Regions from separate parts of the Homo sapiens genome. Here region 1 is linked to region 2. Evidence: chromatin contacts called from ENCODE Hi-C or POLR2A ChIA-PET data. All regions are on one chromosome and are shown on one strand. The core of a region is the stretch at or near the end of the contact, and the rest is flanking DNA. Distances in the headings are between cores, read along the strand shown.

Region 1 (6,550 bases), core at 2,113-4,612, 250 kb after region 2:
TTTTTGTAGTCAGCTTTTCATTGTAGAACATTTGGCTGCTTAATCATTTTGAAACACACTGTTGAATCCTGCTTCTCCTTGGTTATTATTGTATGTAATCATTAGAGCCAATTAACTGTTAGACCGTCTTTCTACTTTGTTGAAGTAACTATTTTAACTGTTAGACCATCTTTCTACTTTGTTGAAGTAACTTTTTCCAAGATTACTTGGCTTGCCTAGCACCCCAATGTTTATTATTTCTTGATTAAACAGGAACAAATCTATATACACATACATATATATGTGTGTGTGTACATATGCTCGTACCTAGTAAGAAAAAAATATATATTTTTAGGTCAATAATGAATAAGGCTGGGTGCAGTGGCTCACGCCTGTAATCCCAGCACTTTGGGAGGTCAGGGCAGGTGGATCATTTGAGGTCGGGAGTTCAAGAGCAGCCTGGCCAACAAGATGAAACCCTGTCTCTACTAACAATACAAAAATTAGCCGGGTATGGTGACGAGTGCCTGTGATCCCAGCTACTCGGGAGGCTGAGGGAGGAGAATCACCTGAACCCAGGATGCAGAGGTTGCAGTGAGCGAAGATCACCCCACTGCACTCCAGCCTCAGTGACAGAGTGAGACTCTGTCTCAAAAAAAAAAAAAAAAGACTATTGTACATTCACATAGTAAAGTTCTGTGCAACTGAAAAGAAAGATCAGCATGTTCAGTACACTCCAGAAGCTGATTTGGAGCGATTCTTCCAGGATATGTTAAGTGAAAAGGGCAAATACAAAGCAGTCTACATAGAATGTTACTTTTGTAAGAGAATATATACAATCTTTGCAAAAAGAAATATAAGCAGGCCAAACCAGAAACTAATAAATTAGTTACCTATGGGAAACAAGAACAAGATCAAAAAGATTGGGAATGGAATGAAATTTCTCTGCTTGTATCTTTTTAAAGTTTTAGTCCTTCCTTCTCCCCTCCCCTCCCCTCCCCTTCCCTTCCCCCCTCCCTTCCCGTCCCTTTTTTTTTTTTTTTTTTTTTTTTTTTTTGAGACAGAGTCTCACTCCCTCACCCAGGCTGGAGTGCACTGGCACCATCTCCGCTCACTGCAACCTCCACCTTCCAGGTTCAAGCGATTCTCCTGCCTTAGCCTCCTGAGTAGGTGGGATTACAGGCGTGTGTCACTATGCCCAGCTAATTTTTGTATTTTTAGTAGGGATGGAGTTTCACCATGTTGCCACAGGCTGATCTCGAACTCCTGGCCTCAGGTGATCCGCATGCCTCGGCCTCCCAAAGGGCTGGGATTATAGGCGTGAGCCACTGCGCCCAGCCTTAAAGTTTTAATTTTTGAACCATTTTAATGATTTACACATTCAAAAAATAAGATTAAAAGGATATGGTTTTTCCTATCCTCGAATACAAAATTGTATACAAACATATAAAAATGAAGGCCAGGCACGGTGGCTCACGCCTGTAATCCCAACACTTTGGGAGGCCGAGGCGGGCGGATCATTAGGTCACAAGATGGAGACCATCCTGGCTAACGCGGTGAAACTCCATCTCTACTAAAAATACAAGAAAAATTAGCCGGGCGTGGTGGCGGGTGCCTGTAGTCCCAGCCACCCGGGATGCTGAGGCAGGAGAATGGCGTAAACCCAGGAGGCAGAGCTTGCAGTGAGCCGAGATTGTGAGCGAGACTCCGTCTGAAAAAAAAAAAAAAATCTAATTGTATAGAATATTGTTACAACCACACAGAAGAAAAAAAAAGAATCCCAAGAAATGTTGAACACAGTGCTGTCATTGTACACTCTAAGGACAAAAAGAACCACAAAAAATAATCTCACGCATCACTTAGAAAGTTTGTTTTTAGTCGGGATATTGTTAGTACAACTCCAAAAGCATATAGTGTATACTATAGGATTTAGCATTAATCATTGATGTTGTCGGGGTAGGGACCAGAGTTCTAACTGTGGAAGAAAGGAGATAAAAATACGGAACTGGTGAAGCAAAAGAAGAAACCCACTGGTGGCTCATGCCTGTAATCCCAGCACTTTGGGAAGCCGAGACGGGCGGATCACGAGGTCAGGAGATCGAGACCATCCTGGCTTACACGGTGAAACCCCGTCTCCACTAAAAAAAATACAAAAAATTAGCCGGCCTGGTGGCAGGCGCCTGTAGTCCCAGCTACTCGGAAGGCTGAGGCAGGAGAATGGCGTGAACCCGGGAGGCGGAGCTTGCAGTGAGCCGAGATCGCGCCAGTGCACTCCAGCCTGGGCGACAGAGACAGCCTCCGTCCCAAAAAAGAAAGAAACCCACTGCTGTTTAAAGGTAGGTGTGTGTGTGCGTGTGTGTATGTTTCAATGTATCGATAGCTACATCTGCTGAAATAGCCTACAGGCAGGAAAATCCCAGTAGCAAGTTGCTCACCTAGCACTCAGAGCTTTGTTGCTAAGTACCACTCCCCACTGATATTTTTCGTTTGAAAAACTTCTGATACAATAACTGGTCAGGGAAAGTATAGGTAAATCTGGACCAGCCAGGCACAGTGGCTCATGCCTGTAATCCCAGAACTTTGGGAGTCCGAAATAGGTGGATCACTTGAGGCCAAGAGTTCAAGAACAGCCTGGCCAACATGGTGAAATCCCGTCTCTACTAAAAATAAAAAAAATTAGCTGGACGTGGTGCCAGATGCCTGTAGTCCCAGCTACTCAGGAGGCTGAGGCAGGAGAATCCCTTAAACCCAGGAGGCAGAGGTTGCAGTGAGTCAAGATCATGCCACTGCACTCCAGCCTGGGCAACAAGAGTGAGACCCTGTCTCAAAAAAAAAAAAAAAAAAAACACTTTTAGGCCAGGCACGGTGGCTCACGCCTGTAATTCCAACACTTTGAAAGGCCAAAGTGGTTGGATCACTTAAGGCCAGGAGTTCGAGACCAGCCTGGCCAACATGTGAAACCCTGTCTCTACTAAAAATACAAAAATTAGCTGGGCATGGTGGTGCACGCCTGTAATCCCAGCTACTTGGGAGGTTGAGGCAGAAGAATCGCTTGAACCCGGGAGGCAGAGGTTGCAGTGAGCAGAGATCGCGCCACTGCACACCAGCCTGGGCGACAGAGCGAGACTCCGTCTCAAAAAAAAAAAAAAAAAAAAGAAACAAAACAAAAGAATGAAAGAAAAGTCCGAAACCTCCTGCGCCACTGTCCACTAGCTGCGCGCGTTAGGAAACCAGAGGTCAGCGCCCCCGACCCCGCCACCGCCGCGGGTCCCTTTAAGGGAGAGTGGGCGGGGTCCTGCCTTTAACTCCGCCCACGGCTAAGGAGATGCACGGCCTACGAGAGGGGTAGTGTGGGACTGAGCCAATGCGTACGGCGTGACGCCATCCCGCTGCGACCGGCGCTCCCCGGGGCAGGTGGCTGCATAGTCTTGGCGGAGGTGAGTCTCGTGGTGGAGGTGAGGGCAGGCTCCGGGGTATTGCTGCCGGGGGAGGATTTGCTGGGGACCCAAGGCACCCTCGCGTGAGAGCCCTGAGAGCGAATCGCTTCGTCTGACCTCGGGGTTGTCTGGGGCGAGGGCACGAATCACCCCAACCTTTCCGAAGCCTGGTGGAATGGCTTGTGAACTGATCTCAAAAGCAGCCCAAGTCATCCGTCGCTGGGCCGGGGAGGGGGACACCGCGGCGGCCCCGCCGAGTGCTACCTGGGCACTGAGCCTGTGGGGAGAGGCGACCCAGCGGGGTGGAGAGAGATAAGGGACCAGTAACGTCCAGCGTTTGTCCGTGGTATTGAGCGTTCTGTGGGTCAAATTCTCAAAGCACTCCTGCGAAATAGGCCTGCCCATTTTGCAGAAGGGGAACGTGAGGCTTGGCGAAGTTAAAGTTACCGCTTTGTAAGCGCTGTAAAGATGAGAGGTTGGGTAGTGGGGAACGTGTAAGCATCTCTGAAATGGTGATTCAAGCCGGGCGCGGTGGCTCACGCCTCTTAATCCCAGCACTTTGGGAGGCTTGAGGCGGGCGGATCACCTGAGGTCAGGAGTTCGAGACCAGTCTGGCCAACATGGTGAAACTCTGTCTTTACTAAAAATACAAAAATTAGCTCGGCGTGGTGGTGCGGGCCTGTAGTCCCGGCTACTCGGGAGGCTGAGGGAGAAGAATCGCTTGAACCCGGGAGGCGGAGGTTGCAGTGAGCCGAGATCGCGCCACTTCACTCCAGACTGGGCGAAAGAACTAAACTTCATCTAAAGAAAAATACATATGGCCGGGCGCGGTGGCTCACGCCTGTAATCCTAGCACTCTGGGAGGCCGAGGCGGGCGGATCACGAGGTCAGGAGATCAAGACCATCCTGGCTAACACGGTGAAACTCCATCTCTACTAAAAATACAAAAAAATTAGCCGGGCGTTGTGGCGGGCGCCTGTAGTCCCAGCTGCTCGGGAGGCTGAGGCAGGAGAATGGCGTGAACCCAGGAGGCGGCGTTTGCAGTGAGCCAAGATCGCACCACCGCACTCCAGCCTGGGCGACAGAGAGAGACTACATCTAAAAAAAAACAAAACAAAACTGTTTCTGGGTGGAGGGGGGAACGAAAAAGAAAAAAACTGTTTCTGGACTAACCTGGACAGTTCTTGTGACAAAATTCATGTGGCATCATAACCACCAGAATATGAGACTTTGGAATTTGCTTTTCAGGTGACCAAAGCCACGTAATGTCCGTAGTTCGCTCATCCGTCCATGCCAGATGGATTGTGGGGAAGGTGATTGGGACAAAAATGCAAAAGACTGCTAAAGTGAGAGTGACCAGGCTTGTTCTGGATCCCTATTTATTAAAGGTGAGAAACATTCTTGTTTCCGGGTGGCTTTGGTAAATCACCACCATGTCCTGGGTCCTAAGCAAAAAAACATTTATCTCTCAGTAAAGATGTCTTGTCTCTCATCTGCTTTGAGCCAGGCATTTTGCTGGTCTGTAGGTATAACACGGTTTACACATTCCAAGAAAACAGTTAATGTCAATCCACTCTAACTGCTGTAGTCATTCTGTATGCAAAGTACTGGCCGGATGAGGTGGCTCACACCTGTAATCCCAGCACTTTGGGAGGCCGATGCGGTTGGATCACCTGAGATCAGGAGTTCGAGACCAGTCTGGCCAACGTGGTGAAACCCCGTCTCTACTAAAAATACAAAAATTAGCTGGGCATAGTGGTGCGCACCTGTAATCCTAGCTACTCTGGAGGCTGAGGCAGGAGAATCTCTTGAAGCCGGGAGGCGGAGGTTGCAATGAGCCACAATTGTACCATTGCACTCCATCCTGGACAAGAGCAAAACTCTGCCTACCATGCACAATTCACAATAGGGTTTGTGCTCCTATAGGAATCTAATGCCGCTGCTGATCTGACAGGAGGTGGAGCGCAGGCGGTAATACTCATGCTGGCTCAACGCCACTCACCTCCTGCTGTGCGGCCCTGTTCCTAACAGGCCACTGAATGGTATCAGTCTGCTGCCCTGGGGGTTGGGGATCCCTGCTTGAACCCAAAGACAGGCTTGGAAACACGGGTAGGGATGAAGACTGGAGGTAAGGGAATGGGCAAAGAGGCTGCTGCAAAAGTCTAGGATGGAAATAAGGACCTGAACTAAAGTTGATGTAGTGGGGATGGAGTGGAAAAAATATTTCAGGAAGGACAGAGTCATTGATTTGTTTGCTGTGCCCAGGGGACGGATAGGTGCCAAGGATGGTTTCACATCCAAAGTTCAGCACACAGGTGGGTACCAATGCTGGTCATTATCAAGGATTAGAAACACAGGAGCAAGCTGAAGAGTGACTGCATGATCCTTGACCTTTGGGAGACCTTAGTTTGAATACTGACTCTTGTTTACCAGCTACACACATGGCTTAACCTCCCTGAACTTTTCTCATATGTACCTGCTGCAACAGGGTTGTTATAAAGAATAGGTGATTCTAGGCTGGGCGCGGTGGCTCATGCCTGTAATCCCAGCACTTTGGGAGGCCGAGGCAGGTGGATCACCTGACGTCAGGAGTTCAGGACCAGCCTGGCCAACATGGTGAAACCCCATCTCTACTAAAAAAACATACAAAAAATTAGCCGGGCATGGTGGCAGGCACCTGTAATTCCAGCTACTTGGGAGGCTGAGGCAGGAGAATCTCATGAATCTGGGAGGCGGAGGTTGCAGTGAGCTGAGATCGTGCCATTGCACTCCAGCCTGGGCAACAGAGCGAGAATCCATCTCACTGGATTGTCTCACTATATCACTCAGGCTCTAATTTTTGTACTAGAAGCCTCCTTAGTATCTTATCTTTTCCTAAGTCCTGGCTTGTTTTCCATACGTTACTTTTTCATATTACATATTACATTACCAGGTCACAGATGGGAACTACTGATTTGCTTCTCTCCCTCTCTCAACAGTATTTTAATAAGCGGAAAACCTACTTTGCTCACGATGCCCTTCAGCAGTGCACAGTTGGGGATATTGTGCTTCTCAGAGCTTTACCTGTTCCACGAGCAAAGCATGTGAAACATGAACTGGCTGAGATCGTTTTCAAAGTTGGAAAAGTCATAGAT
Region 2 (5,784 bases), core at 2,785-5,284:
GTTTCCTCTGCTGGGGGTGGGTTTCCTCTGCGGGGGGTGGGTTTCCTCTGCGGAGAGTCAGTTTCCTCTGAAGGGGGTGGGTTTCCTCTGAAGGGGGTGGGTTTCCTCTGAGGGGGTGGGTTTCTTCTGAGGGGAGTGGGTTTCCTCTGAGGAAGGTGGGTTTCCTCTGAGCGGGTGTGTTTCCTCTGAGAGCTCTAGGACTTCTAGTTTGAGGTCTCGGTTCTCCACATATGGGTATCAACAAGTCACTACCTAATGGGGACTCATTCTTTCTGTCTGTCTAGGACACATATGGGTCAGAGAGCCCTGGGTCCAATTCCAGCTCCATCATGGATTAGCTATTGTGGCCTTGGACACACGGGTGGAACTCTCTGGGCCTCATTATATTTCTAAACAATGAGGGTAATGATGCCTCAGAAGACTGTTTCCAGGTTTGAATGAGTTCATGTGCAAGAAGTCCCAGACACACAGTGGGTAAAATGTAATTTATTAACTTTCCTCTCTTTCCTAAAAGGGTGCTCAAAAGGTAATCTGGAAGTTGAGTAACAGCAAACCATCGATGAAGTGATGCTTACACATCCTCGCAGGCAGAATCCATTCCCCACTTTGAGGCTGCAAACCCATCCAAGTGCCCTAATTTCAGGGCTGACCCATGGAACAAAGCAGATGGCAGAAAGATCCAGAACCTCTCCCAGGAGGCCTACCCTTTCCCCTCCACCAATCTTGCAGGGGAAAATGGCTGTGACAGAATGAAATGCTGATAGAGGCTGAGAGCACACGGTCAGCCCACAATTCATTCCTTCCACAAATATTTGCCAAACATTCACAATGTGCCTGGCCCTGTGGTATGCAGTGAAGAAGCCACTAAGCAGACAGCTTCAGCATCCTGACCCCTCTCGGGTCAGCCCCTCAGGGATCAGCATGAGCTCCTATGTAACCCCCACAAAGAGGCCAAGGGTGCTGATCAGGAGAGGACAGAGGTAGACTCCACTCAAGAGCACTTGGGGTTTATACCTCAGGGTCACTCAGGGTGCCCTCCTCCCACAGCAACGTGATTCAGGATGAAGCAGTCTCATTGCCCAGAAAATTTATGAGCCTTCGGCTGCTTCCCAGAGGCTTATATAATTCTTTGCAGAGCTCTGTCTCATACTTGATAGAAAGCCAAGAGGAAAAAAAGTAATTTAAGCAAATGTTTTCCATCAATGCATTATTTTCAAAGAAAGGAAAGATTAGTCCTCAGGCCATAAAGAAACAAGAACACTCAGAAAGTATTTATCTGTTTCTGTTTATATTTGACTAGAAGTAGAAATCCACACGATAAAAAGCAATAGAGCATCAAGACACTAGACAAGCAGGATGTGTGAAGAAAGGCCTGTCGAATGGATCTTAAGCTGTGATCTGTTGTGGTTTCATCAATCAGAAATTTAAGTCAGGGAGAAAAAAACATTTCTCCATTGTACAACCTACCTTCCAACCAACTTGACGTTTCTTGGATCCTCTGGGATGAACACTACTGGGAAAACTCTCAAGATACATATGATGTATCAACAAAAAAACAGAACAGAACTAACAAAATAAATGTACAGCCAGCAAGGCCAGCCTCCATCAGCAAAAGAATACGAAAACAAAATAAATACTGCATCAACTATTCCTAAGCGAGGGAGCAGCCATTAAAATACATAGCATAGAAAGTTGTTCACAACGTATCTGTTGTTCACCACAAATTGGATGAAGAGAGAAATCACAAAGTAATACGCATAGACAATCCCGTGTTTGTCCGTATTGATTAGTGTAGGTGGGCATTTTTTTTTTAAACCTATACATACACTCAAAGGTACAGAAGGACATTCACTTCATGGCTGCATTTGTTTCCTACTGTTGCTGCAGCAAAATACCACAAACCTGTTGGCTTAAAACAACGCAAACGGATTCCCCTAATTCTGGAAGGCAGAAGCATAAATTCAAGGTATTGTTAGGGATATGTGTTCCTTTTGGAGGCTGCCGGGGAGAATGTGTTTCCATCTTTTCCAGCCTCTCGGGGCCACCTTCATTCCCTGACAGGGTCCTCCTTCTGTATCTTCTAAGTCAGCAGTTTAGCACTTTTTCCCCGGTCTGACCGCCTGCCTCCCTTTTACAAAGACTGTTGCAAGTATTTTGAGGCCACCTGGATAATCTAGGATACTATTCCTATCTCAAGATCCTTTATCAAATCTGTAAAGTCCCTTTTATTAAGGTAACAGGAGGCTAGGCATGGTGGCTCACACCTGTCATCCCAGCACTTCAGAAGGCCAAGGTGGGAGGATTGCTTGAGCTCAGGAGTTCCAGACAGGCCTGGGAAACATAGCAAGACCATGTCTGTCTTTACAAAAAAAAAAAAAAAATTGCTTTTGAATTAGCCGTGCATGGTAGCACACACATGTAGTCCTAGCTACTCAGGAGGCTGATGCAGGAGGATCACTTTAACACAGAAGCTGGAGGCTGCAGTGAGTTAGGAGCTTATCTTACCACCGCACTCCAGCCTGGGCAACAGAACAAGACTTTGTCTCAAAACAAAATAAAGTAAGGTAACATACTCACAGGTTCTGGGGATTAGAACATAGATACTTGGAGGGGCTGAATATTCTGCCTACCAGATTAAGATTAACAATATTTATTTCTGGCATGGCATGGCGCTCACATCTATAATCCCAGCACTTTGGGAAGCCAAGGTGGGCAGATCACTTGAGGCCAGGAGTTTGAAACTAGCCTGGCCAACACAGTGAAACCCCGTCTCCACTGAAAATTTAAAAAAAAATTAGCCAGGCGTGGTGGCACATGCCTGTAGTCCCAGCTACTTGGGAGGCTAAGGCATGAGACTCACCTGAACCCAGGAGGCAGAGGTTGCAGTGAGCCAAGATCGTGCCACTGTACTCCAGACTGGGTGACAGAATGAGACTCAAAAAAAAAAAAAAAAAAAGAAAAAAAGGAAAAAAAATATTTATTTCTGGGTGGCAGGATTTCTTTGCTTAACTGTATTTTCTTTTCCTAAGTCAACATGTATGATTTGTGTAACTTTTAAAAGGAAGTGTGGTATGAGGGTGACAAAAATGTTCTAAAACAGGATTATAGTGATGGCTACATAACCCACTAAATGTTCTAAAAGTCACTAAATTGTATACTTAAATGGGTGAATTCTATAATACATAAAACAAAAACCAAAGAGGGGCTTTTGCACTTACTTTCAATGGCTCAGCCTAAAATAAATAAATAAATATAAAAAGAGATCAAATATAGCAAAATGTTAACAATTGGCAACACAAAGTGGAATTCACTGTAACGTGCTTTCGACTTTGGTGTAGGATTTAACATTTTCAAAAGGTAAAGGAAAATGGGCAGAGAAACAAGGAGAAATAACAGGACAACTCTAGAAACTAAACCTATTTGGGGATTCCAGTCTTAAGCTGGACTTTAGCTTCAATATTTTGGCTCTCAAGAAGCTCTGTGCAGGGTGCGGTTGTGCGTGCCTGTAGTGCCAGCTACTCCGAAGGCTGAGGCAAGAGGATCACTTGAGGCCAAGAGTTCAGGCCATAGTACAAGATGATCACACACTACACTTTCCAGCCTGTTCGACAGAGGGAGACCCTATCTCAAAAAGAAAGAAGAAAAAGAAAAAGAAGCCCTGTTCCAAGCAATGTGGAAGCAGCCACAGTTAGTGAGGAAGGCAGGTGAGGCTGATGCTCACCTCTTCCTTCCTCTCCATACCCCAGGTGAGGGGGGACCACAATCCTTCGCTTCTCTCCAATGCAAACACCAAGTAGACCTTCATCCATCCCAGGAATCACGTAGCCCTGCCCAATGTACGTGTCAAACGTGCGGTTCTGAGAGTAGCTAGAAAAGAAGAAAGGAAAGAAAGAGGTCATTCATGAGGGCCTCCACAGCAGCTGTGCAAATTAGTTGGGAAAGAGATGCAAAGGCACACAGAGGCCTCCAGACTCCGGAACAGCGTAAACCACAGTATCTGATGACACAGCCAGGAAACATGCTCCCCTGGAAGGGTAAATAGGAACCCCCACACAGCATGTGAACAGCCACCTGTAGAGACACGCCGTGTGGCCCTCCAGTTTCGTCAGGTTATGAATGCAGTGTGGGTTATGAGAAGCACCACACAGAAATGGAGCTAATGTAAATTGAACGCTATACTTTCTTTTTCTGAGGCAAGGTCTCACTCTGTCACCCAGGCTGGTGTGCAGTGGCACCATCATAGACAGCTCACTGCAGCCTCAACCTCCCAGGCTCAAGCAATCCTCCCACCTCAGCCTCCCAAGTAGCTGAGACTACAAGCACATGCTACCACACCTAGGTAATAAATTTTTTTTTTTGTAGAGATGGGGTCCCACTATGTTGCTCAGCCTGGTCTTGAGCTCCTGGATCACGTGATCCTCCTGCCTCGGCCTCCCAAAGTGCTGGGTTGACAGGCATGAGCCACCGTGCCCAGCCTGTACACTCTATAACCACGTCAAGTTAATGAAAACAATCAAGCTCTCAACCAGCCTGGGCAACATGGCAAAACTCTGTCACTACAAAATTACAAAACTTAGCTGGATGTGGTGGCACACACCTATAGTCCCAGCTACTCAGGAGGCTGAAGTCAGAGGACTGCTTGTGCCGGAGAGGTTGAGGTTGCAGTGAGCCAAGATCACAAGACTGCACTCCAGCGTGGGTGACAGAGTGAGACCCTATCTTGAAAACAAAAAACAGAATCGAACGTAGCCCTTATCAGAAACTACGAATGTGTCACAAGGATAATGTCTCCAATATCTAAAGAGAAAATATCTGCATATGTGGGACATGAATATTCTGTTTTTATTTTCTAATTACTTTTTAATTTTTTTTTTTTTTTGAGACAGGGTCTTGCTCTGTCTCCCAGGCTGGAGTGAAGTGGTCTGGTCTCAGCTCACTGCAGCCTCAACCTCCTGGGCTCAAGTGATCCTTCCACCTCAGCCCCTCAAGTGGCTGGGGCTACAGCATTCAATACCATGCCTGGCTCATTTTTGTATTTTTAGTAGAGACAGGGTTTCACCACATTGCCCAGGTTGGTCTCGAACTCCTGGGCTCAAGCGATCTGCCTGCGCTGGCCTCCGAAAGTGTGGAATTACAGGCCTGAGCCATAGCACCCAGCCTGACATGAAGATTCCGATCGCCAGGAAAGCAGCATACACACTGAGAGTAATGAATTCCGCACTCTCCACCACAGCCCGACAAAAGGCCCCCACTATCATCCCTGCTCACCCCGCCACCCTGGTGAATACTTGGGTTTTCCAAGTGCTCCTGGCAGGAGCCCCAAGTCCACTCAGTGGAGAGATCCAGCCTGTGTGTAAACTGCCGAGTGAGTCTATTACCATGAGTTTGGTAAAAAGAGGAATCAATTCCCCACAGCATAATGATTCCAGAATAAAATAATAAAACTTCATATGCCACAAGTCCACTATCAAACTGGACCACGTGACCTGCACCCCTTCCCCACACCACCTGGTGCCGATGAGGCAGAAAGCCTGTCCTGAAAGAGCCAATCGGTCCTGCCCTTCCCTCACCTCAAAGCCAGGGCATGATGCCCTGGAGAAGAGGGACCGCCAAGCGGGGCCAGGCTGATACACAGGCAGAGCTGTGGGGGTTCTCCCTTCTCAATACCCCTCAGAGACCACAAAGTCATGGGGCACAAAGAAAGAATCACAACAGATGTCTCTCCTCACCCAGGAAGCAGGAGATTGTCCACATAAACTCCCAGACGAGGCTGTGAGTCCCCCT

Evidence for each region. A loop is a pair of places that touch in the nucleus more often than their neighbours do. ChIA-PET counts read pairs that join two places held with the same protein, here RNA polymerase II (POLR2A). Pooled maps may share reads with other maps.
Region 1: a loop to region 2 is called in a pooled map, with 3 times the contacts of the local background. The contact joins the promoter of MRPS17 here to the enhancer-like site in region 2. A Hi-C loop is called at or near these places in 1 of 37 single-sample maps with no recorded cell type and 4 of 50 pooled maps. POLR2A ChIA-PET finds 5 or more read pairs at or near these places in 1 of 52 experiments (activated CD4-positive, alpha-beta T cell).

What each region holds. Positions count from the first base shown.
Region 1 is chr7:55,948,515-55,955,064 of GRCh38, forward strand. It overlaps MRPS17 (mitochondrial ribosomal protein S17), which reads left to right and starts at 3,363. Exons shown (of 3, transcript NM_015969.3): 1 at 3,363-3,416; 2 at 4,665-4,804; 3 at 6,395-6,550. The coding sequence starts at 4,682. RefSeq lists an enhancer at 3,416-3,475.
Region 2 is chr7:55,695,282-55,701,065 of GRCh38, forward strand. It overlaps the pseudogene FKBP9P1. Among named protein-coding and RNA genes, the nearest start is that of VOPP1-DT, 130 kb to the left of the region's middle. Within about 2 kb of position 4,035, at least 3 of the 41 ENCODE cell types and tissues checked have a DNase peak (open chromatin) inside an H3K27ac peak, as active enhancers do.